Linked DNA regions of Homo sapiens: all the other regions are linked to region 4. A link is a loop called in an ENCODE intact Hi-C map of the cell type or tissue named here. Cell type or tissue: gastrocnemius medialis. All regions are shown on one strand. Each heading gives the region's core, and the rest is flanking DNA. Links, peaks and the distances in the headings are about the cores only.

Region 1 (5,594 bases), core at 542-5,541, 73 kb before region 4:
GGGATTACAGATGTGTGCCACCACGCCTGGCTAATTTTTGTATTTTTAGTAGAGATGAGGTTTCACCATGTTGGCCAGGCTGGTCTCAAACTCCTGACCTCAGGTGAACCGCCCGCCTTGGCCTCCTGAAGTGCTGGGATTACAGGCGTGAGCCACTGTGCCCGGCCGACAGTCCAGTCCCTTTAAATGCCATTCCTATGGTGATAGCCCCACATGCGTCTACCCAGCTCTGACCTCTCTGATCTCCATCCTGCGATCCTCTGACCTCCACCCTGCGATCCAGATGTTTGTCCGCCCACTCAGCACCTCAGCGTCTCAACAGCTTACAGGCTGAATCGGACAATTGCCAACAGCTCACAGCAGCACGTCCATGCCGGAAACCTGACCTCCCCCGTCTTCCCATTCCTTAAATAGCCCCCATTCTCCATCTGGCTCTGCCAACCCCGTGACACCCTCCTGGGCACCCTGCCACACTGTGTTCTGCCAGGTTCCCTGGGTCCAGCGTGTAGCTCATTCCCACCCCAGGGCCTTTGTACTCGCCATTCCCTAACCTGTAATGCCCGCCCTGCACCGAGCTATTCTCAGGGTCCCCACCCTCACTGTATTCAGCCTCAGCTCATGTGTCCCCTCCTCAGGGTCCTGCCCTCCCCCACACCTGCTCCCCACTGTTCCCAGTCCCTTACTTGTTCGATTTGCTGTGTAGAAACTATATTCATGTTCACTAATGAGTTGTCAGTTTCCCTTCCTGGAATTGGAAGCTCCACTAAACCAGTGGAGCATTGAGCATCAAAAGAGGTCTCACCAAGGTCTCCAGTGACCTCTGTGTTGCCAAACCCACTCCATTCTCGAGGGGCACTGTACTGCCTTCTCCTCATCCCTTCCGGGAGCAACCCCTCCCCACCACCACTGCCGTCCTCCCAACCTGTCTTCCCAACACACCAGGGGCCGCACGATGAACAAGATGGTGCTCCATCTTGTTTACGTCTAGGTTCAAGGTGAGTTGTTGAATGAGTGAGAAACTGGAGCTGGTGGACACAGGTGAGACATCCAGCGTGGCTTGGGGACATTTGGGGGACGGCAACGTGTTGGGACATTGTCTCCTGAAGCAGGACAAAGACCCTTTGTCCCCAGCTTTGGTGAGATGATTCGAGTGCTTAGTGACTCAGTGACTTACCTGAGAGTTGGCGGGTCAGGGGGTGGCGCTGTCACTGGCACAGGAAAGGAGGACGGTGTAGGGCATGAGGAGTGGCCTCTGCGTCCACGGAGCCTGTGCTTTCCGACTGCAGGAAGAGCGACGCAGAGCTGAGGCGTGGGCAAGAGCTCCTGAGGCTGGGCTGGGTGGGCATTCCCTGGGAAAGAACTTTCTGAGCTGGGGATGTGAAGGATGCACCACAAGGGGTGGGTCCTGGGCCCTGGAAGCCTCCAGGGGAAACGTCCCTGTCCCTGTCCCTGAGCTGAGGCCCAGCTGCCTGGGAGCTCAGGGAGACTGGCTACCCAGCATGCTGCCTGGAGGAGGAGTGGCAGGGCTGCCTTGTGGGGCTGGGGGCTCAGCCAAGCATGCGTGATGGCTGCAGAGAATTTCTACTGGTCCCCTTCCAGGATTGGGTCTCCCGGCGTGGGTTTTGAGAAAAACGAATCTGACTCTGGGGCTCAGGCCCAAGGTGTCAGGGCTCACGGCCCCGTACAGCGGGGCGCCCGGGGCTGAGGATTGTTTGGTGGGGGGTGCACTGATCAGTTCTTGTCCCCTGGTGACTGTGCCCCTGGCCAGCGACCTGGCCTCCCTGAGCCCTGGAGTAGGGTCTCACTTCAAATGCTGGCCGGAGCCTGCTGCCACTGAGTGCTTTAAGCAGCAGTCAGAGAGGTGGGGGCGGGGCACAGAGGCAGGGAAGACCCCCACTCGATGTATGCCAGGGTGCACACTAATGGGCCTAGAGACGAGGATCCCAGGTTCCCATGGACAAAATGGTGGCCATCTCCTGGCGCCCCTGAGCTGCCGGCAGTGGAGACGGTGGGTGGCCCCTACACCAGCCTTTCTTCATGAGGCATTTCCAGTCTCTCCTGCCCTTGAGCAAGTTCCAGTGAACACGTGTTGCTTGCTAGGACCTGGATCCCCTGGTCCTAACTCTAACCCTAACCCTAACCCTAACCCTACAGCAAGTCCAGCCCAAGTCTAGTCCAAGCCCAGGGAGCCATCTGAGGACTAACAGAGTGGCCAATTCTTACAGACACTCAAGGAAACCAACCACATCTCCAGATGCCGACTGCAATCGCCAGGACTGCCTAAAATGAAGGACATTTACACACTCGGAGAGGGGCAGCTGCGTGGACTCAGGGTGCAGAACTGCTCATCAAACTTATTGTTTGAGCATCGGCGGGGGAAGACTTTGTCATCAACAGAGCCCAGGCTGGGGAGGGGGCTTGTGAGTCCCTGGTACAAACCTCATCTCCGAGAGGCCCCGGGAATGGAGGCTGGTGGCTGGGGTTCCAGGCTGTCCGCTGTGACCATGGCCCTGGCGCTGAAGGGCCACAGCCCCCAGGGTGGCCCCAGTTGCTGCCTCCGCCGCAGAGGCTCCCCAGCAGCCAGAATGAGCACCCCCAGTGGATTTGGAAACCGAGTCTCAGTGCCCTCCCAGTTTCTTCATCATGTCACCCATGAACACATTGCAATCATCATTCATGGGGCCAAAATGCTCTGCTGGGGTCAAAGCAGCCCCAGCAAATGCTGACTCTCCGCTTTCCTTTGTCTCCTTTAGACACAGCCAGAACACTCTCTGCCAACTCTCTTCTGAAAACCTGTTTGGGAAATTATTTGGCAAGGGAAGTCTTGGCACACACTGGGGGACAAGCAGGGCGAAGAGCTCAGAACCTCGGCTCCCAGGTCCACAGCAACTGGGTGTGTTACTCGGGCCCTGGACCTCCCACACCAGTGTGGCAGGGTCTCTACGCACTAGAGGGGCCCCCGAGGGACCTCTCCTGGCCACGTTGGAGCCAGTTCGTCCCGCTGGTTGGAGATTTCCAGTTCCCCTCTGAGTTCTGGCCCATCAGCCTTTCTGCCACAAACCAACCCAACCACGTGGACGGTGTGTGGCCAACTAGGCCGCAGCTCCACGGAGGCCTCCCTTGCTGGGGGTGCTGGGGCTGGAGCTGCCTGAACTTGGCAGGGCTAGGCCCATGGGGCCCTATGGATTAGCAGAAGTGAGCCAGAGCCGCTGCCCAGCGGCCTCCAAGGCTGCAGGGGGTGGGGGGCTGAGACTCGGGTTGGTGGCTGGAGAGAAGTCCAGGCGGTGGAGCCGGGAGCCAGGGGCTCACCCTTCTCCTCAGGAGGAGAGCTCGGGTGGCTTGTGCCGAGAGGTGGGGTGCTGGGGCATTCCCTGAGCTCCATGCCACTGCCTTACTTATTGTGCCTCACTGAAAACATACCACATCCTCGTAGCATAGGCACCCATTTTACAGATGGGGAAACTGAGGCCAAGAGATGCCATCACTTATGAGCTGCTCATCAGCAGAGTCTGGCCTCCAGATCTAACGCCTCCTCCCTGGCCTTTTAGCTGCTGTGGAGAAAGAAGGCAGAGGGTAGCCCACAGGGGAGGCCCCAAGAGAGGAGTGATGGCGACTCAGGGCTGGGAGATGGGGCTGCCATTGGAGGCACCCTGGAGTGGAAAGGAGGGTTGAGGTCAGAACGGGGAGGGTGTAAGTCTCTCCCACCCTCCCTGCCCCCCTGCACCTGAGGCTTGCTCTTCCCTGCTCCTACCCCCAAGAGCTTCACCCAAGCCTTGCACTCCTGCCCTCACTGGCTTCATACCCCAAGTCCACCTGGCTGGGGTTGTGGAGGAGGCCACATGGCACGGCCACTGTGGGCAGCAATGTCATTGTCCTTCCAGGACCCTTAGAAGCCACAATCCCACTGCCCTCTGGCCTGGCAAGGGTGTGACTGCCCCCAGCCCCTGCAAAGGGGATGACATGTCTCATTTGTTGCTGTTGGCACCATGGCAGGAATTGTCAAGGGTGACTTATTCAGGACCAAATGCACAGCCCAGTGGATGCTGCCAAGACCTTGCATTCATCTGCTGATTGGAGGCGGTGGCGTTTAAGACCCACTTTATAAATCACGCCTGTGTGCACATGGGGGATGATTAAAAACCCCACAGGGCTTTGAACAACCATGAATACATAGGGCAAGGGCAGCTGGTGCCCTTGCAGATTGGTGGAGGATGTGCCCTCTGGGGTGGGCGAGGGGCAGTGTTTGCAGCTGTAATAGTCTTCAGGGGCTTTCTGTCCTATGACCTTTGTTGAGCACCTACTATGTGTCAGGTATCACGAGAGCCAGTGTGGGGTGGTGTCAAAACCTGGGGCTCAAACTCCAGGGCTGCCTCTAGCTCCCAAGTAATCAAACTCAAGTAATTTCACCTGTTTGGGCCTCATTCTCCTAACCAAGGGAGACCATCTGACTCACCAGTAGGAGTTATGAGGGGAGGTGTAGATAGAGCAGCCGGCTCAGCCAGGCCCTGGGGAGCATGTGGTAAAGGGAATTCCCTCACCTCCTGGCCCCCATTTCCTCCCTTCTTGGGCCAGTGGAGCATGTGAGAACCTGGTCTCTGCCTCAACTACAGGGTGGTCCCTCTGCAACTCCAGGAGTGGCCTGGTAGGTCAGCATTTTTCACTACCTACTGCATGCAGGTTGTGTGCAACATGCTGGGAACAAGAACGAGGAGGATACACAGATAAGGGTTCTAGGGCTCATCGTCTCTGGGGACAGGGATTGAACCATCCAAGCCTTCTTGTAGAAGTGAGGGTGTCTGTGGTACTGAGTGAGGGGCCCCTGAGGGGATAAGGAGGGACATGGGATGTGAGTAGTGGTAGACAGGGCCAGGTGGGGTGCCAATTTAACCCTTCATGCCTCAATATTCCCATCATGGAAAAGGGACCTTTCGTCACTTTCTAAAAAGGAACAGGAAGTAGTAGGAAAACCAGAAAGTGGAAGGTGGGACCTGTCTGACTTCAGGTCAGACAGTAGCTCGGCTGCCTCTGCCTCCCCTAGTGGCATCTGAGGGCGTCAGTGGAGTGCTGCTGTGTGTCCTCTGTCCACATGGCCCCTGCTGCTGGGCTGTCACTTGGCCCCTGCTGCTGGGCTGTCACTCAGCCCCTGCTGAGTGGGGTTGCTGTGAGAATTACAATATTGAAAAGCTTGTCCTCTGGGAAGAGCATTGTGCCCACTGGCTATTACCAGTGTGCATTTTGTTTTCCCTCATCCTGACCTCAGAGTGGGGCTGCCTGTTCTGACCTCAGAGTGGGGCTGCCTGCTCCTGCCTGCCCAGGATGCTGATAAGGGGACACTCGGCTCAGGGAGTGGAAGCTTGGCCTGGAGGTTCCCAAGACTGGGACAAGAGGGTCTGATCCATCTGGGGAGGGGCCCTTCCTTCCAGAATCCCAGGGGAGGTCCAGGAGGGGCCAGTGGAGAACAGAGCAGAGCCAAGAGAGAGCAAAGGTTCCCAGGCAGTTTCCCTCAGGGAGCCCACCTGGTTTCCAGCTGGCTCCATCCACTGGTTCTGGACTATGTGGGCGGGAGGAGCCCAACAGAAGGGGCTCAGGCTGGG
Region 2 (5,979 bases), core at 362-5,361, 110 kb before region 4:
ATCTCTACTAAAAATAAAAAAATTAGCTGGGTGTGGTGTCGGGTGCCTGTAATCCCAGCTACTTGGGAGGCTGAGGCAGGAGAATTGCTTGAACCCAGGCGGGAGGTTGCAGTGAGCTGAGATCACGCCGCTGCACTCCAGCCTGGGCAACAGAGTGAGACTCCGTCTCAAAAAAAAAGAAAAGAAAAGAAAAGAAAAAAGCCTATTAGTTGGCAGGAGGGCTTATGAAAATGAGGCCTGGGGGATGTGTCATTTACTCAACTGTCTTGGCTAATGGGATCTCTAGGCTGGTGAGGTTGCGTTCTGTGTTTTTTTTTTTTTTTTTTTTTTTTTTTGAGACGGTGTCTCGCTCTGTTGCTGAGGGTGGAGTGCAGTGGTGCGATCTCGGCTCGCTGCAACCTCTGCCTCCCAGGTTCAAGCAATTCTCATGCCTCAGCCTCCAGAGTAGCTGGGATTACAGGCATGTGCCACCATGCCCAGCTACTTTTTTGTGTTTTTTCTAGAGACAGGATTTCACCATGTTGGCCAGGTTGGTCTCGAACTCCTGACCTCGAGTGATCCGCCCACCTTGGCCTCCCAGAGTGCTGGGATTATAGGCGTGAGGCACCGCTCCTGGCTGTGTTCTATGTTCTGTAAAGGAAAACAGTGCAGGTAGGAGAAAAGAGGGGCCTGGGAAGGGAAGAAAACAGCAGGGAAGAGGAGGGCTGAAGACAGAGCAGGAGGAAGGCTGAGTGGCTTTAGCTCTTTGGCCTAACCCAGACCAGTCAGAGTTCACTCTGGGCACCTCCCAGTGGCAGCCACTTGATTTGCAGGCAAAGAGCTTGGAGACCGGCTCTGCAAATTCAGCCTTATCCATGTCCACATGGGTATGGCCCCGGAAAGCACTCAACAAATATGCACTAAATGGATGACTTCAGGCAGTGATCCAGATTATTCAGAGCAGAAAGCTGCTTGGGCTCTGATTACAGAAAAGTACTCCCCGCTCATCCGGATGCAGGGATACCTTCCAAGACCCCCTGTGGAGGCCTGAAACTGTGGATTGTACCGAACTGTAGAAATACAGTACTGTTTTTTTTTCCTATACATACATACCTATGATAAAGCTAGGCACAGTAAGAGATTAACAGTAATTACTAATGATAAACAGAACGATTGCCACAATATACTGCTGTAATAAAGTTAGTGTGTGTGATCTCTCTTTCACAATATCCTAGTGTTCCATGCTCACCTAGTTTCCGGCCACTATTGACCGTGGGTACCTGAAATTGCAGAAAGCAGAAACTCAGATAAGCAGGGACTACTGTACTCTTTTTTTTTTTGAGACAGAGTCTCGCTCTCACCCAGGCTGGAGTGCAGTGGTGTGATCTCGGCTCGCTGCAACCTCTGCCTCCCAGGTTCAAGCAATCCTCCTGCTTCTACCTCCCAAAGTACTGGGATTACAGGCATGAGCCACCACGCTCGGCCCTGTACTCTTATTTGCAGGCTCACATGGCTTTAGGGAGACTGTATTTTCCAGAATGCTGATGACATTTCTGCTCCAGATCTGGGGAAGTGTTGGTGAGTCAGTACTCAGCAGGATAGAAGGCTGAGGACAGTTTGGGCCCCCACAGGTGGCCATTCTCCCTCCCCAGAAACCTGGCCATGTGGTGGGCCGAGGCTGCCCGCTCTTTCGAAACTCCAAGCTCTGGGCACCCACAAGGAAGGAAGGACGAAGCGAGGGTGGAGTGAGTGCAGTGAGAAGCGCTCCTCCCGGCCGCCAGCACCATCCTGCGGAGTTAGTGATGTGGCGGGATCAGAGTTCAGTCTTTACAGGGAATGTCTCCTGGAGACACATCTTACTGGCAGCATCTGTGGGCTGCCTGGGGTGGGGTGAGGCAGGAATGGGGTGGCCTGACCCCTGCCCTGCCCACCTCTCACGCACGCACCTCCACCCACCTGCTGGCTGGTCCCAGAGGCCTTCCTAGGTTCCCGGGAGGCTCTCCGCTGGGAGCCAGGGGAAGTGTCAGAGCCAGGGCGACATTCCCAGGAATAGCGAGAGGCCCCAAGGACTCATTCCCTTTCAGAACGGAAGGCCTCGGTGACCCAGGACCCTCCTGGGGCCGTCACAAGTCTTCGAGTAACCACTGGGGCCCAGCGGGTGAGCTTCAAGGCCACTCCTAATGGCCACCACGCTGACCAGCAGCTTTTCGAATGGGCTGGTCCTTTGGAACTGCCCCTGGCTGGTGGGTGTCCCTGCCTGCCAGCCCCCGTCCTGCTGGCCTTGGCCTGGGTGGTGGGCTGGCCCCAGGGTGGGGTGTTCCTCCTACCCCTGCCTCCGCTTCCATCACTTTTTTTTTTTTTTTGAGACAGCGTCTCTGTTGCTCAGGCTGGAGTGCAGTGGCGCCATCTCGACTGATTGCGACCTCTGCCTCCTGAGTTCAAACAATTCTCCTGCCTCAGTCTCCCGAGTAGCTGGGATTACAGGCGCCCACCACCGCTCCTGGCTACTTTTTGTATGTTAGTAGAGATAGGGTTTCACCATGTTACCCAGGGTGGTCTAGAACTCCAGACCTCAGGCAATCCATCTGCCTCAGCCTCCCAAAGTGCTGGGATTACAGGCTTGAGCCACACAGCCTGGCTGCTTTGGTCACTTTGGGAACAGTATTCCAGTGTCAGGCTGCTGGGCTCGGGAGCTTGGGTGTCTGCCCCAGTCAGTCGCCCCTCTTGGGGTGGGACACCCAACAGGCATGGAACACAGGGTACCTGTGTCTTTTAGGGTGCAGGGCTGGGCAGTTCCAGCAGTGTCCACCAGGGGGCGGGGCCGCACCGCTCAGGGTGGAGCTGGAGCCACCAACCCGCATCCTGGCTGGGGCTCCCGGCTCTCACCACAGCCCTCTCCGCCTGGCTTCTCTGGGCTTGGGCAAGGCCCCTAACTGTTCTGTGCCTCAGTGTCTTTCCCCTTGAAGGGACTGATCTGCAGAGTGCCCGCCCTGGGGTTGAGCTTATGGTGAGGGCTCGGTGGCAGCCAGCCCTGACTGTCCTGTTTACCCCATGGAGAAACTGAGGCTGGAGTGTCCGCTGGACATCCGAGGTGACACCCTCAGGTGCAGCTGGCAGCGGGGCCCCAGGAGATGCTGGGAGATGCCTAGATTTGTGGGGTTCTTGGTATGTGCCCAGCACGCAACAGTTCCAGTTGCAGTCTGGACTCTCTCTGGCATTGTTTTTTTCAGAAGGTCATGTTTTCTGTGTGATACATAGAATACCTGCTCACTATAGAGACATTTAAAGCAACACTGAGCCGGGCGCGGTGGCTCATGCCTGTAGTTTCAGCTACTCCGGAGGCTGAGACTAGAGGATCACTTGAGCCCAGGAGTTCAAGACCAGCCAGGGCAACATAGCAAGACCCCATCTGTAAAAAATTTTTAAAATTTACCCAGGCGTGGTGGCACGCACCTGTGGCCCCAGCTACTCAGGAGGCTGAGGTGGGAGGATTGCTTGAACTTGGGAGGTCGAGGCTGCAGTGAGCTGTGGTTATGCCACTGCACTCCAGCCTGGGCGACAGAGTGAGACCCCATTTCTAAAAACAAACAACAAACTAAACGACAGGGAGAAAGAGTACAATAAAAACTAAAAAGAGCTCTAATCTTACCAATCAGCACGTGACGGGCACCACTGGCGTTTCTACGGAGGAGAGTCGTTGGCATTCCTGTGGGTTTTCTGTTTCCCATTGGGTCCAGAGTGTGGAGCAGCTCAGGGAGGCCCTGCAAGGGTGAGGGAAGGACGCAGCGTGCCTTTTTGTGTGTTCCAAGGTTTCCTGGGACTGGAAGACTCTGTCAGTGATGTGCAGGGGGAGCAGGAGGGTCCAGATAAGGCCCTTTCAGTGCTGTGTATCGAAGGCCCCGAGGGTTTACAATGGGATGTTTCCCTGCATGCAGATGCCTTCCCCGTCACGTCCTGGGTTCCTGAGGACCAGGCACTTTGCCCGAAGTACACAGTTACTGTGGTTTCTTTTTGCCGCCCCACCCCCCCGCCCCCAGCACTATTATGAAATGGATATTGGCCTTGAAGTAGATGGTGTCTTAGGAAGGAGAAAAAACATTTCCCTTCACAGTGCCTGTGGTGACCTCTGGGCAGAGTGGTAACCGCCCTGCCTGGCAGGCCCAGGACTCCCTGGATTTCTCCGACTCTGCAGGGATGCCCCCATGGCCTCCCAGTCAAGCCTGCTCAAGGGGCTGCCGTTCCCTGCTTCTGCAGAGAGGGTGATGACTGTCTAGGGGGAGAAGACCTCTTCTCAGGGCTCAGGGGCCTCTATTAATAAAGTGACTGCTGACCCCGGACGTACGGGAGGGAGGAGGGGATGGAACGTTCCCAGGGTTGGCGTTTGGCCGGAGACGCTTCTTGCCTGACCCAGTGCTGGCCTCCTGAGCATTCCGGTTCTGCCCTGGACCCCGAGGCTCCGATGGGCCGGAAGCCCTGCATGGACCAAGTGCTGGGGCTCCCCTTCCTCAGGGACATAAATCTCCCTGGACTGGCTCCCTGCGAGCGTCCTGAGGGCCTGAAAGAAGGAGGGACGGAGCCTCAGGCCTATGGGACCAGGAGGGACTCAGACATAGGCCATCGACCCTCCAGGAGCTGGCTCACAGCTGTTCTGGAAACTTCTCAGGCTGCACATGATCCGGCTCTGCCTCTAGACCCCAGAGGCAGCCCGCAAGAGGGCTCTTGCTGTAGTTCGCTCGCGTTCGGTTGTTTCCATGGGTGTTAGTGGGTGTGGGCTGGGGACAGGCAAGAGGACAAGTCCTCTCCACCATCAGAAGCCCGGCCTGTGCTGCAGAGACAGGAGGATGTGGTACAGGCCAGTGAGCCCAGCTCGTGTGTCTTAGTTTAGCCACTCACAGACCCCCGTGCAGTTCTCTGGGGCTGAGGTCCTCGGTACCCCAGGAGGGGAGGCAGGCGATTTTAACAAGTCATTCTAAGGACAGCACGGCTGGCAAGAGGTGGCCACTGCTGTTGCCCGGACGGACAGGTGAGAAACCCAGGGCACAGAGAGGCCACTTGCCGGCCCTACGCCACACAGGGAGTGCGGAATGACTTTGGGATAACTCCACACACACCGCGGCAGCCCCTACTTACGAGAACTTTGCGGCAACCTTGAGTGTGGGTTCTAAGCAGAAAGAGAGGCCAGGCTTCAGGGACGGGTGGTGCCACCAGGAGGGGCTTTTCTGGTCTGACAGGCCGAGTGGGGCCGGGGCCTTCGGGAGGGAGGCCGGGGCCTGCGCGGTCACCGCTGTGCCAAGGAAGAAGGCACTCCAGGCAGGGATCTGGCCCAGGCAGAGGCCCCGGGAGGGCTGCTGGTGAGGCTGCGGGGTTGGGGCTGGAGTAGGAGGTAGAATCTTCTTGGGACTGGCCCAAAAGATGTCACAGCACCAAAGTGTGGGCCAGCCTCGGGGGTCCCTCCAGGTGACATTTCAGTGCCCCAGGAGAGACCACCTCGGAGACTTGGCCCCGCAAGGCCCTAGCGCACACTGGCGGGGAGAGGCTGCCTGTTCTCCCTGCGGTAAACGCCCCGGGCCGACAGACTGGGCCGAGTCCCGTGGGCCTGGGGTCGCTTTGGTGGGTGCCCTCCCCTGCCTCGGCATTTGGACCATCCCAGAGGCTGCAGGGATTTAACTCAGGGGTGGGTGCTGGTCCCTGTAGTTGGAGCCCCGAGACCCTCCGGCCAGAGGAAGAGCCCAGCATTCCCGGCACCCATGAGAGGACCCGAATAGCCCGTTTTGAATCATACCCGCTGCCTCCACGCCCCTCGCCTGCCTCCTGCGCCCCTCGCCTGCCTCCTGCGCCCCTTGCCTGCCTCCCACGCCCTGCACCCCCATGTACCACGCCGTGTACTCTGGGGCTGGGGAGCCCTGGGGAGGCTGAAGCACTTACAGAAGCTTCCCTGGGGCACCAGAGCTCGGTGAGGGTGGAGATAAGTTAGTTTAAAAAATGCAGCCAGACAGAGCA
Region 3 (5,979 bases), core at 431-5,430, 80 kb after region 4:
GGTCCTCCCCTCCTGCTGGGCTTGGCAGGGCTGCCATTGGTGGGAGGAGCCCCAATCTGTCTCCCAGCCTGGAGCTGCCCCCTGGCTTGGCACTGCCCTCTGTGCCTCTGTGCTCTCCCTGGACTGCCTGCTGGCTCTGCCCGCCCTGGGCCTTCTGTGCGGGTTGGGAGGGGATGGGCTCAGAGGAGTGAGCGGCACTTGTCCAGGGCCCAGTGCGTGGCCGCTGCTCATGGCAGCCTCTGCCTAGAGCCCTCAGTGGCTCCCCTGTGCCCCTGGGGTAGCTCCCAGCAAGCCTTGACCCTGAACCCCCTCCCTGCCTGGTCGCCCCTCCTTCGAAGACTCTTGCTCATCCCCCAAGTCCCATCTCTCCCTGGGGTGGCAGGGGCATCTCTTAGGCCCGCCTCGCTGGGTGCCCCTGCAGACACTCTGCAGCCCGCGTTTCTCCATTCATGCCACAAACTGTGTTTCCAGCGGCTTGTCCAAGGTTTGGCTTCCCCAGCTCCCGCCAGACCGTGAGCTTCAAGGGGGCAGGAGCCGAGTCTGCCTCGTGGTCACAGCATGGTGCTGGCATGGCACAGGCCTTCATGGGTTTCATGGAGTGAATAAATGATGGTGTTCCAGGGAGCAGAGCCTACTCCTGGGAGCTGGGCATGGGCTGGGCACGGGGCTGACGGTTAAGTCGTGGATTCCTTCACACCTACAGACACACACTGCCGTCTTAGCTGGTGAGGCCCAGCAAGGCCCCCACGAGTGTACCCAGCTCTGCCCGCCCCACTTTCTGTCGGCCCCTCATGTGGTCCCGGTCAGCTCCCAGCTGGAGTGAACACTTGGCTGGTGGCGCTTAGAGGAGGGGGCCCACTTGGACGGGGATCCTGCCTGTGTGTGCCCCCATGCCCGGGTCTGCACCAGCCTCACTCCCACAGCGTTGTCCCCAGCCTGATGTGCCCGCTGTCAGCAGCCACCTCGGCTCCATTTGGAGACCTGAGCTCTGGGTCTGGGCAAATCCTTGCTCTTGTTAATTTGGGGAGAGTGTGGACGGTTGCAAAACAGGACCCCTTTCTCTTGCCCCTTCTCCCAGACAGAAGCTAGGAAGTGAGCCTAGGGCACCAAGTTCAGTAAGTTCACTTTCCCCGGGGGCTGTTGGGTGCCATGTTCTCCCTGTGCCATGTGCCCTGTGCCTGTTGGATGCCACGTTCTCCCCATGGGGACCTTTTGGGAGTCGTCATTAGTGATGGAAGTAACCCAAGTCATGGCCACGGGCGAGGGGGTGGGGGCCTCGTTGCTCTGTCCTCTCCCAGTCCAGCATGTGGCAGGGCCGTCGGGCCTCAGAGGTGTCCCCTCACTCAGGGAGCCTGGCGGTGGGCCCTGTCCACCCACCCCATTTTCCTGAGCAGCGGGAGGTGGGAAGGCATCCGTTTAGGGAGTCAGCTAATTTCATACCTCTCTGGTTTCTCATCTAAAGCCCAGCCCTCATGGGCCTGGTGTGGCACCACAAGCCCAGGCTCCTGGGTACCGTGCCCCTCCTCTGCAGGGCAGTGTGTCTGTGGGGCAGTTTGCTTCTGTCCTGTTTCTGGGATGGGCCTACACTGCCCTCCAGGGAGGCCCCAAGGGGTGCAGGTGAGCAGGGTTGGCAACGGCAGCTTTGGGCAGGACGGGCACTGTGCCGCACCTGTGCGGCACCGGGTGTGGCTGGCACGGTTTGGCTGCTGTCTGCCTGAGCACTGCCTGTGCTGGCCAGTGCGTCTCCCAGTCCTTGGGACAGCCTTGTGGGAGGCCCAGGCCGCCCTGAGCATGGGGACCCCAGGGCCGGAGGTGCGACCTGAGCATGGGGATCCCGGGGCCGGAGGCGTGACGTGGGTCTCCTCATCCCGACCTCAGCTCCAGACATGTCACCATCTCCCCCGGGTTTGGCATTTTTTGGGGAAAAGCCTCCCCTAAAAACTGTACAGCCAGAAAAAAGAAGAAGAGAAAGGGTTGTGCCAAGAGCCTTGTGGTGGGCATACTGGGTCCGTGCCGGGCTTCTCCTCTCCCAGTTGCCCCTCCTTCAGCCCATGTTTCCATGGTGGGCATACCGGGTCTGCACCAGGTTTCTCCTCTCCCAGCTGCCCCTCCTTCAGCCCATGTTTCCAGACTCCTCCACAACCGTGATGTTGCCCATTTCTTTTCCCCCCAAATCTCCAGCCGCCTGAAGACACTTCCCACTCAGTGGGGTGAGGTCCACAGCGTCACGTGTAAGGTCCAGGCATCAGGGATGAGGTGCAAAAGCCGTGCGGTGGGAGCTTGTGCTGGGGTGGGAGGGAGGTCTGGCAAACGCCCACTGCGTGGGCACCAGGGCACTGGTGGCTTCAGGGGGCTCCAAGCCCTGGCATATTAAATGGCCTCCACCCCAGCATTGATGGGCAGCTGACCCTCAGATGCCGACTCCAGGAAGGGCCTAGGGTCGGTGTCTTTGGGAACAATGTCAACAGCAGCCTTTGTGTGGGGGTCCGGCTGTCATGGGCTCTGTGTTTGGATGCTCCCAGCAGCCACCAGAGGGCAGCTTGCATCTGTGGGAAACTGAGGCCCAGACAGGCCGGGGCATGGTTCTGGTGGGGCCTCACCTGCCCTTCTGGCCTTGGCCCCTGCAGACCCTCTGGGCCACTTCCTGCCAGGGGTGTGGATATGGCAGAGCAGCCCTGGGTGCTCTGTGGCTCCCAGCTCCCCACACCCCCTAAGCTGGGCTCTTCCGGGCAAGGCTGGGGCGGTAACCCTGGGGTGTTCTGGGAGATTGGAGACCCCCTGGGGTTCCATGCTTTGCCCAGCCTGCCCCTGCTGACGTTAGGGCTGCCTGGGACTCAGCTGGGTCCCTAGTGTTGGTGGCTGGGGGAGAGGAGCCAGGAGCGTGGACTTTGGCATCCCAGGCTGGGGCTGGCCTCTCGGCCCCTAGCTCGTGGCCCTGGCTTTGAATGTTACATAGATGAGGCCTCATGTGGGTCCCTCCCCTTCTGCTTACCTGCCCTCTTACTTATGAGGAGGCTGATGCTAGAGAGGGGTGTGCCCTGTCCCGGTTGCCCAGCTGGGGGATGGGGCAGGCCCACAGCTTCTGGGGAGAGCGTTTCCCAAGGTGGGGTCTGGTGCTGGCAGGAGGGGGCGGGGTGAGCCAATGGCTCCGGGGCCACCACAGAGGCGGCTGTTGCTGGAGGGCTGATGGCACGCTGGGCCCGGGAAAGCCCCTCGTGGGCCATCTCCCGGAGTTCTCTTGAGGGCCCCTGTCTTACGGATGAGGAGATAGAGGTTGAGGATCACAGCCCCAGCCTGCAGGCGCTCGAGCTGAAAGCCCTCGCCCCTCGTGGTGGGGCAGCGCGTCCCTGGGTGAGTGACCAGGCGGCCTTGGGTCTCTGGTGAGCTCAGGGAGCGGGGTCCACGTTGCCTGGCCCAGGTGGGATTTGGCGGGTAACGCTCGTGGTGTGTCCTGGTGTGAGACCCGGTGTTCTTGGCTGATGTGTGGGTTTGCTCATGGGGTGGACCAGGCCGCTGCCCCTGCCTCCTGTCTCTGGCTGTGGCCATGGCTGTGTGGACCAGGCTGGGGCTGCACTGGGGCCTGGGTGGTAGGGGGTGATCTGCTTGTCCAGTGGTTTCTGTGGCTTTTCTGGGGTCCTGGGCTGTCCCTCAGCAGGCCTGGGACTGGGCGGGGACAGTGGGGATGAGTTTCAGGTCTGTTCTTGGTGGCTGTTAACTCTAGGCCAGATGTAGCCCTGAGGGGCCCGGCAGAGTCTCGGTGGGTCTCGGTGGGGCCAGCTGTCGGTGGGTGAGGTGCCCCAGGGGAAGGGAGGGCCAGCCCAGAAGGACCCTCCCATTACCCTCTGGTGGCTTGCCCATGCCACCATTCCTACTGCTAGGCTCAGGCCTGTCTTGGGGAGGGTTCCTGGGCTGGGATTGGCCGTCGGGGAGGTGCACACAGACGCTCAGCACAGTTGTGGCTGCCTCCAGTCAGGCGTCCGCTGAGCGACCCCTAGGAGCCGCCTGTCTTTGCAGGAGCCGCGGGGATCATCTGGCGGCTGCCTCCACCCCTGCCTCCACCCCTCCCTTTTTGGGAGGTGGGGCTTGGCATCTTCAGCATCTCTCGTGCCTCAGTAACAACCTGGGAGCGGTGCTGTCCCTGGGTACAGATGAGAAGCCAAGGCTCAGAGGCACCAGGGCCCCAGTGGGAGGCGGCAGAGCCTCTGGTGGCTCCGTGTGGCATGTTCTGGGCTGTGTGTGGGGCCAGGGAGGGTGTCTTCAGCACAGGTGCCCGCTGGGTGGTCTCCCATGTGTGCCCAGGAGGAGTGCCACAGCCTCTCCCTCTGCCCACCCCCCCCATGCCTGCCCTGCCAGCAGGTCCAGCAGGCCTTGGCACAGGCTCCAGAATTGCACGTGATCTCAGACGGTTCCCAGCTTCCTCTGCAGGGCGGGGCTGCTCCAGTCTCTTACACCAGCGCATCTGCAACTCATTACACAGCGGTGTCGGTGGCAGAGTGGCCTGGCCACGGCGAGCTCCTGGCGGGAGTCCCCCTCCCCAGCAGCCACCCCGTGCCATGGGCCTCCAGGTCCCCCGGGTGCTGGCCTGGGGACAGCACCACAGGGCCCAGCCAGGGCTGGGGCAGGGAGGAAGGGCCCCTCCACTAGTGGGCTTTGGCCTCCTCGTGAGGAGCTGGGTGGGGCTGGAGAAATCAGCTCCCGCCAGCCTGATCTTCCTGCCTCAGAAGCTGAACCCCGGGGACAGTGTTGGTCAGAAAAGCCATAGACTCTCCACGGAAAAGGAAGCCTGGCACCCCCCATGTTTCACGTAGGCCACCCTAAGGTCCACAGATGCCTGGGGACAAGGATTAGTGTGAGCAAAGACACAGGAGTCGGGGACACATCCCAGTCGGAACGTGGTGGAAAGGCGCCAGGCAGGCTGAGTCGGAGATGTCCCTCAGGCTCCTGCTGGGAGAAGGGGCTGGTGGTTCCCGGGCCTGCACATCCCCACCCCTGCCCTGCGTGCCACTCTCAGCCTTTGCCCAGCACCAGGCTTATTATCCGATTGGTTAATTGGTTGAGATACGGGTCACCTCCCGTAACAGTCATCTTTTTAAGGCGTGCAGTTCAGTGGGTTTTCATCCACACACTTGCACAGCCACCACCACAGCCAGCTTTAGAATTTCGAAGCACTTCCACCAACCCCCCAAAAGAAGCCCCGTGCCCGCTGGAGCTGCTGCAGTGCCCCGCCTGACCCCACCAGCCACTCCCCTGCCTGCCTTCTTTGTGGATCTGCCTGGTCTGGCGTTTGTGATCTCCCTCCATCTTCACAGCAGTCTAGGTGCTGCGCTGGGCAGGGACTGAGTCTGCGGTGGGGGGGAGGGTGGTGACCCTGTCCGGGGAGACCCAGCCTTGCTCCCCGGAGCCCACCCTTCCACTCTCTGTGGGAAGAGAAGGACACTGAGTCTGCCTTGGGTTTCTCTTGCGTCCCCACATGCAGGGACGACGTGCCAGGGCCCGCTGTGTGCCCTTACCGTGGAGATCCCACTTTACAGATGGGAAACTGAGGTTCAGTGGTCGAGGAGCCAGCACTTGGAGACAGGATGTGAAACCCCCGGCTCCTGGCCCCTCGGCCAAGCTGTCGGTGCAGTGCGGTGACCCTCGCCGGCTGGGGAGTGTGGGGTGGGCTTCCCTTTGTGGGGGCCTCAACTTGCCTGCCTGTGCAGGGGGTGTGTGGGGCACCATGGTCCCCCAAGGGGCACAGAGCCTCCTTAGCACCTGCAGCTCCCCCTCGGGTGGGGGGTGCCGGGGTGTCTTGTGGCCCCTTCTGGGTCCTTGGGGTTCCTCTCCCACACCTGAGGGCCTGCCCAGCCTGTCTCTGGCAGCCGAAACTGGTTCCTGGGCCCCGGCTCAGCCAGCAGTTTTGTGCTGACCCTGCAGGAACTGCTAATTAAGCTAATAGTTCCCAGAGCTGCCTGACAGCAGCTGATGGTATCGGCCTTG
Region 4 (5,979 bases), core at 398-5,397:
TGCACATATGCAGTCATGCGTGTGTGTGTGTGCACGTCTGCTCGTGTGTGCATGTGTCCACGTGTGTGCGCTTCGTGTCCCTGCCCAGTTAACACAATGCACACAATTGCCTCCAAAGAAATGGGGATGTTCTTTAGAAAGAGGATGCTTTTTTGCATTTCAATTGACCGCCTCAACAATGTCCGTTTAATTAGTGTGTTTTGAAGGGGAAATGAAGGAAAATTATAACTCATCCGAGAAAATGGCTTGTACGTGCTCAGCTCTTCTCGCGGGTTCCGGTGGAGCCACCACCAGGTCCGGCAGAGCCTGGGCCCAGTGCCGTCCACCCAGAGGAGGAAGGGAAGGGCTGGCATGGTCCCTGGGGTGGGGGACATGGGGGACAAGGGCAGGTGGATGCTGCAATCTATCTGGTGGCCAGGCAGTGAGTGGGCTCAGATGCAGAAGCCGCAGGCGGTACCACCCCATCCCTCGTGAGGCCATTGGGGAGAGGCAGTGTGGTTCAGCAGAAAGAGGACAAGGGCTCACTCAAGACCTGAGTTTGAATACTGGTTCTGCCACTGTCATCTGCGAGGACCTGCCAAGACTTGGTTTTCTTGTCTGTAAAAACATTTGTAAAATGGTGCTGATGGCTGTGAACCCAATAAAGGGATGACCAAGAAAGGGCTTTCTAACATGCCGGTCTCAGAGGGACGTGGCAGGAGGCATCTCGAAGGATCCCGGGAGAGTCCCACATTTGAGCCGCGGCTTGGCTTAGCCGGGGCCTGGCTCCCTGCGTGCTCCTGAGTGCCTCCCGATGGCTCACGGCCGCCCTGAGCCAGCGGGTTCTGCCCTCACCCTGCCTAGGGCTCCTGCCTTGAGGCTGCCTCCAGCAGGGCCCTGAGTACAGGAATCGGAGGGATCCACAGACACAGCTCCCGGCCCCAGCCCTGGTCACGCCGACACTGAGGGCTCCAGTCTCTTCTCCAACCCCCAGACTCTGGGCTCTCCCCACTGGCTGCGTCGCCACCTCCTGAGCTCTGGCCTAGGCTGTGGTGGAGACACAGTTGGGGCCTCCTCCCTACACCTGCGCATCCCCTCTGCTCCTCTGGGCTCCCCTCTGCAGAAGCCAGAGGTCTGTGGGCAGCTGTTGCCTGACAGGCTCAGGAGATCAGCTCACATCGAGGGGTGGCTCACTGTGAGGGTAGGGACAGTACGGGGGCTCCAATTCTGGAAGAGTCAGAGGTTGGAGGCAGTCTGCATTTCCAGGGTCCCCAGAACCCCTTCCACTGGCAACCCCACTGTCCAGTGAGGAAGGTTGCCCCTGCCCCAGCCTAATGGACCCCTGTTCTCTGCCTAATGGAACTACGCCTTCCCCATTTGGAGGTGGGGAAACTGAGGCCCAGCAACGTGGAACCACTGGCCAGCAATGGCACCATTGGTAATGACAGGTCTGGGTTCAGGCCCCAACTGTCTGACTCCAAAGCCCCTTTGCTGTGCCGTCAGGAGGGCAGCAAGACTTGGGGCTCCCCACAGAGCTGGGGACTAGGACACAGAAGACTCCAAGCCACTGTTCCCATGTGTGTCCCCCCCTCCCCCCCCGCCTTGCCCTCTGGCCCACTAAGCGTGATCGGCTGTGTTGCTGTGGCTGGCGCGCCCGTGCCGCCATCCTGCCCCTCCCCGCCTCTGCTGCCAACCCTCCCAGCGCCGTGTGCCGACTGGGCCCGTACAGCTGCCTTCCTGGCCGCTGGCTTCCCCGAGCCCCATTGTTGGGCACCTGGGAGGTTTCCAGTTCTTTGCTGTATGAATAGCGTTGTTTTAACCATCTTGGCACAAGCTGCCTCTTTCCCCTCCCTCTCACGTTCTTTCCCTCTTGCAAGGGTTTGGGCACTTTCCCTGACACGTTCATTCTCTTACGCAGCCAGGAGCTGGCGGGACGCCTCCCAGGAGAAGTTGGCGGTCGACCAGGAGGCCTCAGTCTCTGCCTCTTGCTGCGGATGAGCCTGTCCTGGGAGCGTGGGGCTCCTGCCTCCTTGGCGAGTGAGTGTGCCCAGCATGGTGCCCATTGCTTTACATGCACATTGGTTCAGTGAGGCGAGAGCCAGCGTCCCCATTTCACACATGAGGACACTGAGGCTCTGAGAGGTTCAGCAATGACACAGAGGATGTAGGAGCAGCCAGACTTGACCCAGGCCAGTCTAAGCAGAGGCCAGGCTCAGTGCCGAGACCCTGTCCTTGGGAGCCCCGTCTACATCCACCTGTCCTTGTGCCCACTGCCCTGGGTTCACCCCAGTCCCCTTACTTCCCTGTCCCAGGAGGCAGGACACCCGGGAAACACAGGGGTCATCCATGCCAGACTGAGCCTCTCCCCGCTCCCACCCTAAACTCCTTCCCGGGGCTGGCAGCGAGCCCCCTGGCTGGGTCATCTGGAGGTGCCTCCTGTGAGCCACCCATCACACCTGCTCCAGGGCGGTCTATGTGGGCGGGGACCTGAGCTCCATGGTGGGCTACAGGGCAGCACTGTGAGGAGCCGTGTTGGGAAGCCCACGGCTCCCACTCCAGCGCCTCTGCCTCCCACCACCCCCAACATTGGCAAGAGCTAGTCGGACGGGCAGATAGGTGGATGGGTGGACAGATGGGTGGGTGGACCAATGGATGGGCGGTGAGAGGATAGGCTGAGAGGTGGTAGGATGTGCCATAGAAGCCTTGGAAAGTGCCACAGATGCCCTGAGAGGCTGCGTCTGCCAGGAGGGGAGCACCCCCCTGGACCCCATGCTCTGGCAGGTTGGAGGGCTTCCTGGTGATGGAATCTCAGCCCTCAACTGGACGTGGTAAGCCCAGACCTCCCAACTTGCAGCCAGGCCCGCTCCTGTACTGTGGCAAACATGACCAATCACTCAGGGCTCGCCCTCCCGCTGAGCCTGGCTCCCAGCCCTTCCTGGCACGCCGAGTCCCTCAGAGTCCCTCATGTGTCCTGGGATGGCAGGAGATGCCAGGGTGAGTTTCAGACATGTGAGACCAGAGGGAGCAGCTCCAGTGCAGCTCTGTACCCTGGCGGCAGAGGCTGAGCTCCGCCACCCCACCTCTGAGTTTCTACTGAAAACCCAGGGGCTGAAATGCAAGTGTACCTGGTGCCACCAGCCTGGAGAGCGCACAAGACCCCTGGTGGGGTGGGGCCCAAATTCATTCTCTGGTTGACCCCACCCTCCCTGTCTCCTTCACTTCACTTTCCACAAAGACTGGGAATCAGTGTTCACCCTAAAATGTCCAGGGCCACAGGTAGAGGCCCAGCTACGCGAGGGCATTGTTGGGGGGCTCTGTGCACTGTCCGACCACGCAAGGGCATCGTGGGGGGCTCTGTGCACTGTCTGACCACGCGAGGGCATCTTGGGGGGCTCTGAGCACTGTCCGACCACCTGAGGGCATTGTGGGGGCTCTGGGCACCGCCCAGCCATGCAAGGGCATTGTGGGGCCTCTGGGCACCAGCAGGGGTGCTTTGGTCCCCGTGTGTTTGTGCCGGTGGGTCTGGGGCGGGGCCTGGAAACCTGCATTTTTCACAAGCAGGGGCAGGGGCTCTGGGGACCACCCCCACAAAAGCACAGCCCTGGGTGGTCTGCTCCCTGGGGCCCCAGGACAAGGTGCTGCTCTCCCCTCATGGAAGGTGCCAACTCCTGGAGGAACGAGCTGGCCATGGACGTGCCCCCCGGAAAGCTCCCCTCACCTCTGCGTGTCCCCAGGACCCTCCAGCCTGGGGTGGGCGTGTCCTACTACAGAGTCATAGCTTGAGCTTCACGGACCTCAGAGTCCTGCAAAGACCCCCCACCAAGTGCTTCTCAAGGTGTGTTCCTGAGGAGGGAACCGGCACTGCTGCTGGGCCCGGGGCCGTGTCCGTTCCTCCGGGTGAGCCGCACCTGCCCGACACTCTGCCCGCTGTGGGATCTGTGAACCTCACTGGACCTGTGTCTGTGTGCGTGTGTTTGTGGTGTGTGTGTGTGTCTGTGTGTGTGTCTGCATGTATGGTGAGTGTGTGGTGTGGTGTGTGTCTGTGTGTGTGATGTGTGTCTGTGTGGTGTGCATCTGTGTATATGGTGTGTGTGTGTGTGTGTGTGTGTGTGTGTGAAGTGTCATGACTCATCTCAGAACCCTCACAAGGTAGAACCCAGGTATGCATATTTGAAAATTCTGAAGTCAGCTGGGCGTGGTGGCTCATGCCTGTAATCCTTGCACTTTGGGAGGCTGAGGCAGACAGATCACCTGAGGTCAGGAGTTCAAGACCAACCTGGCCAACATGATGAAATCCCGTCTCTACTAAAAGTACAAAAAATTAGCCAGGCGTAGTGGCAGGCACCTGTAATCCTGGCTACTCCGGAGGCCTGAGGCAGGAGAATCACTTGAACCCGGGAGGTGGAGGTTGCAGTGAGCTGAGATCATGCCATTGCACTCCAGCCTGGGCAACAAGAGCGAAACTCTGCCTCAAAAAAAAAAAAAAATTCTGAAGTCTACCCCAATTTTGAACCCCTGGTAATTCAGCCCCCTCATTGTTTTCATTTTAGGCCTTTTATTTATTTATTTTTAATTTTTCTTTAGAGACAGGGTCTAGCTCTGTCACCCAGGCTGGAGTGCAGTGGTATGATCGTAGCTCACTGTAGCCTCGACCTCCTGGGCTCAAGCCATCCTCCTTCCTCGCCTACTGAGTAGCTGAGACTACAGGCACGCGGCACCATACCTGGCTAATTCTTATTTTTTTTTTGTAGGTTGTGGGGCGTCTTACTATGTTGTCCAGGCTGGTCTTGAACTCCTGGCCTCAACAGATCCTCCTACCTTGGCCCCCCAAAACACTGGGATATACCTTTTGTGTATTGTTTTAAAAATGTCATATTGAAATATAACCAAACACATGGGTCTTTTCATTATTTGCTCCTCAGCATCACTTGGCCCCTGCACCCATCCCCCACCCCCAAACAGTGCCGTCTGCCCCCCAGACAGTGCCGTCCGTCCCCCAGATGGTGCCGTCTGCACCCCAGATGGTGCCGTCCGTTGCCCAGACGGTGCCGTCCATACCCCAAACGGTGCCGTCAGTCCCCCAAACAGTGCTGTCAGTGAAGCTTGCACTTGGGACTTGGCCTGGCAGAACGGCCGCCCCCCAGGCTTCCTGCAGCCCCGGGCCAGTGAGGCATTCTGTCCTGGGAGCCACCTCCCAGGTGGGGGCCGCTGTGCTGTCCGCTGTGGCTGCCCGCAGGCTGCCTCTGCCTGCCAAGTCCGCCACACACAGCCGTTGGCTCCCCCTGAAAGTCAACAGACCAGTTTTAGCAAACGTGGAAGCCACAGAAAAGCAGAAAGATGTCAACAAACTACCCGTTCCCTGCTCTGCCCCAGCTCTGCCACCCTCTGGACTGTCCTTTTCTGCATTCGCTTTTACACACAGTCCTGATAAAAGCACCCAACCCTTCCTCCGAACCAGGGCCATGCCCCAGGCCTCTCTATTCTCAGGACAACTTATGAACTGGCGAGGAAACTGACGAGGAAACTGAAGCACCAGGACAATTGCACAGTGGCCCCGGGGCAGGGGACAGGGAACAGCTAGGGAGCTGTGGCTCTGTGTGGACCCTGGTACTCTGAGCCCAGCTACCTGTGGGGCTTGTAGCCACAGTGGGAGGAAACACTTGGGAGAGGAGATGAGCGAGAGGAGAGCGCAGGAGACATCTGGGTCTCCCGAGAAGGTCCCAGGGCCCCAGGACCAGGCTGTGGTTCAGGCTGGAGTGTTTCAGAGTCCCTCGTGTATCCTGGGATGGCAGGAGATGCCAGGGTGAGTTTCAGATATGTGAGACCACAGGGAGCAGCTCAGTGTCACTTGTGCCTCAGTTTCCACATTAGTAAGGTGGGGCCGGTCGTCAGACCTACCTGGTTGGGCCCTCAGGAGGGCCCTATCAATCAGTTCTGCTGAAAAGCACCCAGAGCTGTGCCCAGGTCAGGCGAGGGCACGCCGTGGCTCCTTCTGGAACT
Region 5 (5,979 bases), core at 493-5,492, 150 kb after region 4:
TTCTCCAGCCTCTGGGTTCTCGGCTTGAAAAGCCTCCTAGGTGCTACTCCTTCGCCCAACAAGTGCTGACACGTGCCTGTTTGCTCGGTGCCCTGCTGGCATGGGAGGGCCCCTTCAAGCTGCTGGATAGGGCTTGCCTGCCTAGAGCTTGGGGTTTAGAGGGTCACGCCCACCAGCAGGCACCCCCGGCACGTGAGGGCAGGAGCACGGTTGGTCGAGGGTGCGGGCCACTTCCTCCGGGAGCTGCAAGTTAGGGGCCAGGGGAGTGAGAGGCACGGAGGTGGGGTGGGCTGGTGGAGGCAGCCCAGGCAGGGCCTTGAAAGTCTTGCTAAGTTTGGGTTTTTTCTTGGGGCCACAGGGAGCCAAGTCCTGAGGGGTTCCAGCCGGGAGGGAGCTATGGGTTTCTGTGTTTGGAAACTCAGCTCATTGCGTGATAGGGGCAGGTGGCTGGGGTGTGGAGGGAGAGGTTTGGGGCTGCTGTGGGGAGCTCACTTGGGCTATGGTGGAGGGAGTGGAGCCCTCTCGGCTCCTGGCCCTGACCTTCTGACCTTGCCCTTTGTCAGACCTGGCTCTGAGGGACCGGGCCGGGATGGAGATGGGCATCTTCTTGTGGGGAGAGCTTGTTTCCAGGGTCATTTTATCACCCAGGCTGTGCATCCGGGCCGTAATCCTGCCAGCTCGGAGGCTGAGTCATGCCACGGCCCGGCCCGGCCCGAGGAATCCCCATTCAGGTCCTGTGTGGTCTGGTTGCTAGAGCTGGGGCACCAGCAGGACCTGGGCACCGGCTTGCAGGGAGGGTGAGATTGTCTGGCACAAGCAGGGTCCAGGCACAGGCTTGCAGGGAAAGCGAAGAGACCAGGGCACAGGCATGCAGGGAGGGCGAGGAGACTGGCTGGAGCGGAGGCAGCTGGGGGAGCCAGGTACGTTGCCAAGGAGCCCAGGACACAGGCCAAGGTGGCATTCACAGGGGGTCCCTGGGCCTTGGGGGCCAAGGTGGCATTCACAGGGGGTCCCTGGGCCTTGGAGGTTTTGGTGGCTGCAATCTTAGCCTCTCTGTCCACTCTAGGCTCTTGAGCCCGGGTCCTGAGCTCAGGACTCCGCAAGCACACCGAGGATGGGTTTCCGCAGGGTCTGGGTACTCCTGGGGGCAGCAGCGCTATCTCCCATCCATGTTATGGGGCTGGGACCCAAGGGCAGCAGCAGCATCCATTGTCTCTCCCAGTTCCCAAGGCGGCTGGAAGGAAGGCAGCAGATCCCTGACACTTTATCGATGGGGAAACCGAGTCTCTGGAGGTCAAATAGTTGACCCAAGGTCACGTGGCTGGCAAGTGGCAGAGCTGAGCCTGGACCCAGAGCAGCCTGGCCTGGCCGTGGGTTCCACAGTCGTCCCCCTGCCACCAGGCTCTGGGGGAGCGGGCGGAGGCATGTCCAGCGGCATTCCTCCACCACCTGCTCTGCCCATGGTGGGGCAGCCTGGGAGACCCCACACAAGCCTGGGTCCTGGGGGCAGGTGCCCGAGACACGCCCCAGCTGAGGGTTCTGACCTGTGGCTTCTTCCTTTCAGACTCCAAGGGGCTCTCGAACCCGGCCGAGGTGGAGGCGCTGAGGGAGAAGGTCTATGCGTCCTTGGAGGCCTACTGCAAGCACAAGTACCCAGAGCAGCCGGGAAGGTGGGTCCCGCCCCGTCCCACACACACCCCAGACCCAGGCTCTTGTCTCCAGAGCCCCCACCCCCTGCAAGGCCATTTTATGTGAATGAGAAGGTGGCACCCTCCCCAGGCCCAGCCCATGCCAGCAGGTCCTGAGCAGGCAGCAGGAGGTCCTCCAGGCCAGTGGGCTGTGGCGGGCACACCCCACAGGCCCACGTCGTATCCCCACTGGAAGGATTACCTTGCACCTGGCGCATAGTAGGTGCTTCTCTTTGTTCAGTAGATAGATGAAGGCTGTGCTTCACCCCCCACTGCGCTCCCCTACCAAGCAGAACCACCAGAGGCCAGGCGACACCAGCACATAGTAGGTACTTCACAAGCATGTGTAGAATGGATGGCCAGATGCCCACACATACTAAACACTCTCTACAAGTGTGTACGGAATAGGCGGTCACGGCCTGAGCGTAGCGCTCATGTTTCCCCCCTGCCCGGCTGTGGGCCCTGGAAGGGCTGGGGCTCCCTCATTTCTGAGTCCACAGTGCTGGGTGCACAGTAGGTGTCCAGGAAGAGAAACGTTTGTGGATCCCTGCCTGGGATTCAAAGTCAGCGCTCCAGATTCTGCCTCTTCTCTCTAAAGGGGCATCTCCTGGCCTCTTGATCCTCAGACTGTGGGGCGGGGAGGGGGTCGGGGGAGGTGGGGCCCAGCAGACCTCATAGGACACCCAGGCCTTCCCGCCACCAGCACATACACAGTTAACCGTGTCCCCGCTGCCTGCCCAGCCCTCATCTGGCTTGGTTTAAAGTGAAACTTCCCGGAGGACGAGGACAGGAGGGGGTGGCAGGCAGCTTGTTTTTCCTGGCTTTCTGCCCTGGCCCATCTCGCCAGCTCAGCAGAAAACAGCTTGTTCTCTGGCCCAACTCCAGCCTCTGCGCTGTTTTTGCCTTTAAAACAAGGCCTGTGAGGCAGCCAACCACAGAGCTTTTCCCTGAAAGAAAGACTTCGTTAATAATTAATGAGGTCCTGCAGCCCCTGGAGGGGCCGTGTGGAGAGACTCAGGCCGTGCACAGGGGCCCTGGGCAGACACGGCCAGCCGGAAGGGACACCTGGTTCCGTCCCCATAGCACCCTGTCCTCAGCGGCAGCTGCTGCCCTCATGCCTGGCCCTGCTATCCCTCTTCCCAGAGCCCCAGACTTCCCCCCTCCCTCCCGCCCCCCCACTGGTCCCTGCCCCAGGAAACTCCCCAGGGATGGGCCAGGCCCTGAGGACCAACCCGTGCTCCCTCCCTCCCCGGCCAGCCTTCTCTGACCATGCTGTGCCCAATGCCAGCAGAGCTATTTCTGAGGAAGGGGTGGCCCTGGTCTGGGGCCCACAGCCCTGCACAAGGTGCCGTGGGAGGCACTCATGGGGTGCTGATGCTTTATGGAAAGGGTCTTGCACCGTTACACAGCTCCCAAGTCAGGCCTGGCTCCACCTGCAGTGGGGGTGCAGCCTGACTCCCCCTCCCCCGCCTGATGCTCTTTGACTTCTTGGTTGCCCACCATGTGCCGGGCCTGTTCCCTGCGACTCACCAGTGTGCTCAGCAGCCCTTTCCCTTACAAGCCCCGCAGTCTCTTGCTGTGATGGCTGCTGCAGCCAGATGCATTACTGATACTCACACCCGCTCCCGGCTGTCATGGCCCACAGTTTTTCATTTTTTGAGAGACAGTCTGGCTGTGTCGCCCAGGCTGGAGTGCAGTGCTGCGATCGTAGCTCATTGCAGCCTCAACCTCCTGGGCTCAAGCGGTCCTCCCTGCAGGCATGCACCACCACGCCTTGCTACTGTTTTTCTCTTTTTCTTTTGTAGAGACAGGGTCTCACTGCGTTGCCCAGGCTGGTCTCGAACTCCTGGCCTCAAGCCATCCTCCCACCTCGGCCTCTCAAAGTGCTGAGATTACAAGTGTGAGCCATCATGCCCAACTGCCTGCAATTTTTAACTTCTTCACAAAGAGCTATTCAGTCTGCCCTAGCCAGCTGCTGTCTGGCCCCTGGCCCTTCATCTCCGTCCTCAGACCCAGGGATCTCCCTTCACTCTGTCCTGGCTCTGGGTTGCCACTGCCTCTGTTTCCTTCTAGCCTCCCCTCCTTCCTTCTGGAGGCTTGGCATAGGCAGATTCAGGGCTACAGACCAGCCTCAGAGGGGTTGGGGTATCAGACACAGCCCCATCCCCAGGGAGGCCTCCAGTGCCAGGGCAGAACTGCCCATGCCCCTTGCCCGGCCCTCACCAGACCTGTTCCCTGCAGGTTCGCTAAGCTCTTGCTCCGCCTGCCGGCTCTGCGCTCCATCGGGCTCAAATGCCTGGAACATCTCTTCTTCTTCAAGCTCATCGGGGACACACCCATTGACACCTTCCTTATGGAGATGCTGGAGGCGCCGCACCAAATGACTTAGGCCTGCGGGCCCATCCTTTGTGCCCACCCGTTCTGGCCACCCTGCCTGGACGCCAGCTGTTCTTCTCAGCCTGAGCCCTGTCCCTGCCCTTCTCTGCCTGGCCTGTTTGGACTTTGGGGCACAGCCTGTCACTGCTCTGCCTAAGAGATGTGTTGTCACCCTCCTTATTTCTGTTACTACTTGTCTGTGGCCCAGGGCAGTGGCTTTCCTGAGGCAGCAGCCTTCGTGGCAAGAACTAGCGTGAGCCCAGCCAGGCGCCTCCCCACCGGGCTCTCAGGACACCCTGCCACACCCCACGGGGCTTGGGCGACTACAGGGTCTTCGGGCCCCAGCCCTGGAGCTGCAGGAGTTGGGAACGGGGCTTTTGTTTCCGTTGCTGTTTATCGATGCTGGTTTTCAGAATTCCTGTGTGGCCCTCCTGTCTGGAGTGACATCTTCATCTGCTCTGAATACTGGTGCCCAGCCAGCCCGTGACAGCTTCCCCCTAATCAGGAGGGGACAGCTGGGGGCGCAAGCTGGTGTGTCATCAGCAAAGACCTCAGCCGCCTCGGGGATGAGAGGGGACTCGTGGGGCAAGCAAGCTGCCCTGTGCTCTGAGTGAGGGGGAAGGTAGCCCCTTTTTCCAAAGATAACTCACAGTTTTGCCCTCGAGCCAATGAGAACATGAGCTGCCCTCTGTGCAAGGTTTCGGGGCCACCTCCAGGCTGCAGGGGCGGGTCACTCACCCCCCTGTTTTCTCTCTGCCTTGGTGTTCTGGTTTCAGACTCCCGACTCCCCGTTCAGACCAGAGTGCCCCGGCCCCTCCCCAGCCTGAGTCTTCTCCTTGCTCTGCGGGGTGGGCTGAGGCTTGTCCTTGTTTCCTGCAGGGCTGGCCCTGGCTCGGGCAGGGTGGGGCATCACCACCTCACTGGCCTTGCTGGAGGCACAGGGCTCTGCGGACCTGCAGCCATCTGTGAGGCCCGCGGGGATGGGAGGGGAGGAGGGTGGCCTGTTGGTTTCCCTCAGAGGGGGCAGGTGGCCTGGAGAGAGAGGGGCTCAGGAACTGGGAGCCTCGTGGGTGGGGCAGATGCTCCGCGGCCTGGAGTGGCTCTGCCGGGGCATTGGTGGGACCCCTGCTCAGGCCTTCTCTCTGGCTGCCAGTTGTGTCTAAAAGACTCTTGGAATCTGAGAACCCGGAGTCGCAGCGCCCTCGGGCCTGGGCCACACGCAGGCCCTGGTGGGACCACCCAGCCTGGTATTGTCCACGGACAGCGTTGTTCACCCAGAGCCTTACTTGGGAGCCTCACTGAACGCCTGCTCTGGTTGAAGGTGGGGTGGGGGCGGGGCTTGGGGCCTCCCTGGCTCAGCCCAGTGCGGCCTGGCGCTCCTCCCGCAGGCTCTGCCCCCGGGCTCCGGTGGTGCGGGGCCCTCTCAGGTTGAACTCGCCTCTTTTGCACTGGAAGGCCCTCCCTTTGGCCTGAGTACTTTTCCCGTTCACGCCTCAGTCCCGTGGACCCAGCCTTTGTCAGTGGCAGGTGCCTGAACAGAGGGTGGATGGGGGGGATACCGGAGGGGGTCTTGTCTTCCCAGCCGCAGTCTAGGAATGATGCGGGGGGGTGGACGCCTTCTCCATAGTCTTTCCCCACCTGGAGCAGGGGCTTCCTCAGTGGTGAGGGGAGCTGCCTACAGGTTGGACCGGGAGGCAGTGGCTTGGAGAGGCAGCTTTCCAGCCTTGGTGGGGAAGAAAGTGTCCATTCTTTGCCTTCCTGGAGCTCCCAGCCAGAGCTGAGCTTAGGCACCCGAGTGGAGCCTGCAGCTGAGTCTGTGCCCGAGACAGGCTGTCAGAGATTCCAGAAGCCTCTCCTCCCCGCCGCCCTCCACCCCTGCCTTTCAGCGTTGTGGATCCCTAGAGGTGGCCCCCTG

What was found. Peaks named below come from ENCODE experiments on the same cell type or tissue, not always from the same donor. Only the 100,000 strongest peaks of a DNase experiment are listed, where the experiment ranks them.
Region 1: a loop joins it to region 4, with 3 times the contacts of the local background. A loop is called at or near these places in 3 of 110 quality-filtered maps.
Region 2: a loop joins it to region 4, with 8 times the contacts of the local background. A loop is called at or near these places in 14 of 110 quality-filtered maps.
Region 3: a loop joins it to region 4, with 3 times the contacts of the local background. A loop is called at or near these places in 2 of 110 quality-filtered maps.
Region 5: a loop joins it to region 4, with 5 times the contacts of the local background. A loop is called at or near these places in 7 of 110 quality-filtered maps.

The regions. Positions count from the first base shown.
Region 1 is chr9:134,208,255-134,213,848 of GRCh38, forward strand. LOC107987137 (a long non-coding RNA gene) reads right to left here. Exons shown (of 3, transcript XR_001746962.2): 3 at 116-5,594. Among named protein-coding and RNA genes, the nearest start is that of RNU6ATAC, 46 kb to the left of the region's middle. In gastrocnemius medialis, for the core only: no CTCF peak of the experiment used is centred there; DNase peaks (open chromatin) are centred at 2,797 and 3,157; H3K27ac peaks cover 2,972 bases.
Region 2 is chr9:134,168,133-134,174,111 of GRCh38, forward strand. LOC124902297 (a long non-coding RNA gene) reads right to left here and starts at 3,893. Exons shown (of 2, transcript XR_007061834.1): 1 at 3,629-3,893; 2 at 1-630. In gastrocnemius medialis, for the core only: no CTCF peak of the experiment used is centred there; no DNase peak of the experiment used is centred there; H3K27ac peaks cover 2,904 bases.
Region 3 is chr9:134,361,979-134,367,957 of GRCh38, forward strand. The region is part of intron 1 of RXRA (retinoid X receptor alpha); the gene reads left to right. Among named protein-coding and RNA genes, the nearest start is that of MIR4669, 14 kb to the right of the region's middle. In gastrocnemius medialis, for the core only: CTCF peaks have their summits at 2,518 (motif pointing right) and 4,139; DNase peaks (open chromatin) are centred at 1,697, 4,073, 4,423 and 4,902; H3K4me3 peaks cover 1,386 bases; H3K27ac peaks cover 5,000 bases.
Region 4 is chr9:134,281,515-134,287,493 of GRCh38, forward strand. No RefSeq gene overlaps it. Among named protein-coding and RNA genes, the nearest start is that of LINC02247, 11 kb to the right of the region's middle. In gastrocnemius medialis, for the core only: a CTCF peak has its summit at 3,041; DNase peaks (open chromatin) are centred at 1,897 and 2,937; H3K27ac peaks cover 2,768 bases.
Region 5 is chr9:134,432,538-134,438,516 of GRCh38, forward strand. It overlaps RXRA (retinoid X receptor alpha), which reads left to right. Exons shown (of 10, transcript NM_002957.6): 9 at 1,565-1,670; 10 at 3,930-5,979. The coding sequence ends at 4,077. Among named protein-coding and RNA genes, the nearest start is that of MIR4669, 56 kb to the left of the region's middle. RefSeq lists enhancers at 1,272-1,773, 1,774-2,273, 4,425-4,993. In gastrocnemius medialis, for the core only: no CTCF peak of the experiment used is centred there; DNase peaks (open chromatin) are centred at 614, 2,053, 2,544, 3,954 and 1 weaker place; H3K4me3 peaks cover 1,264 bases; H3K27ac peaks cover 5,000 bases.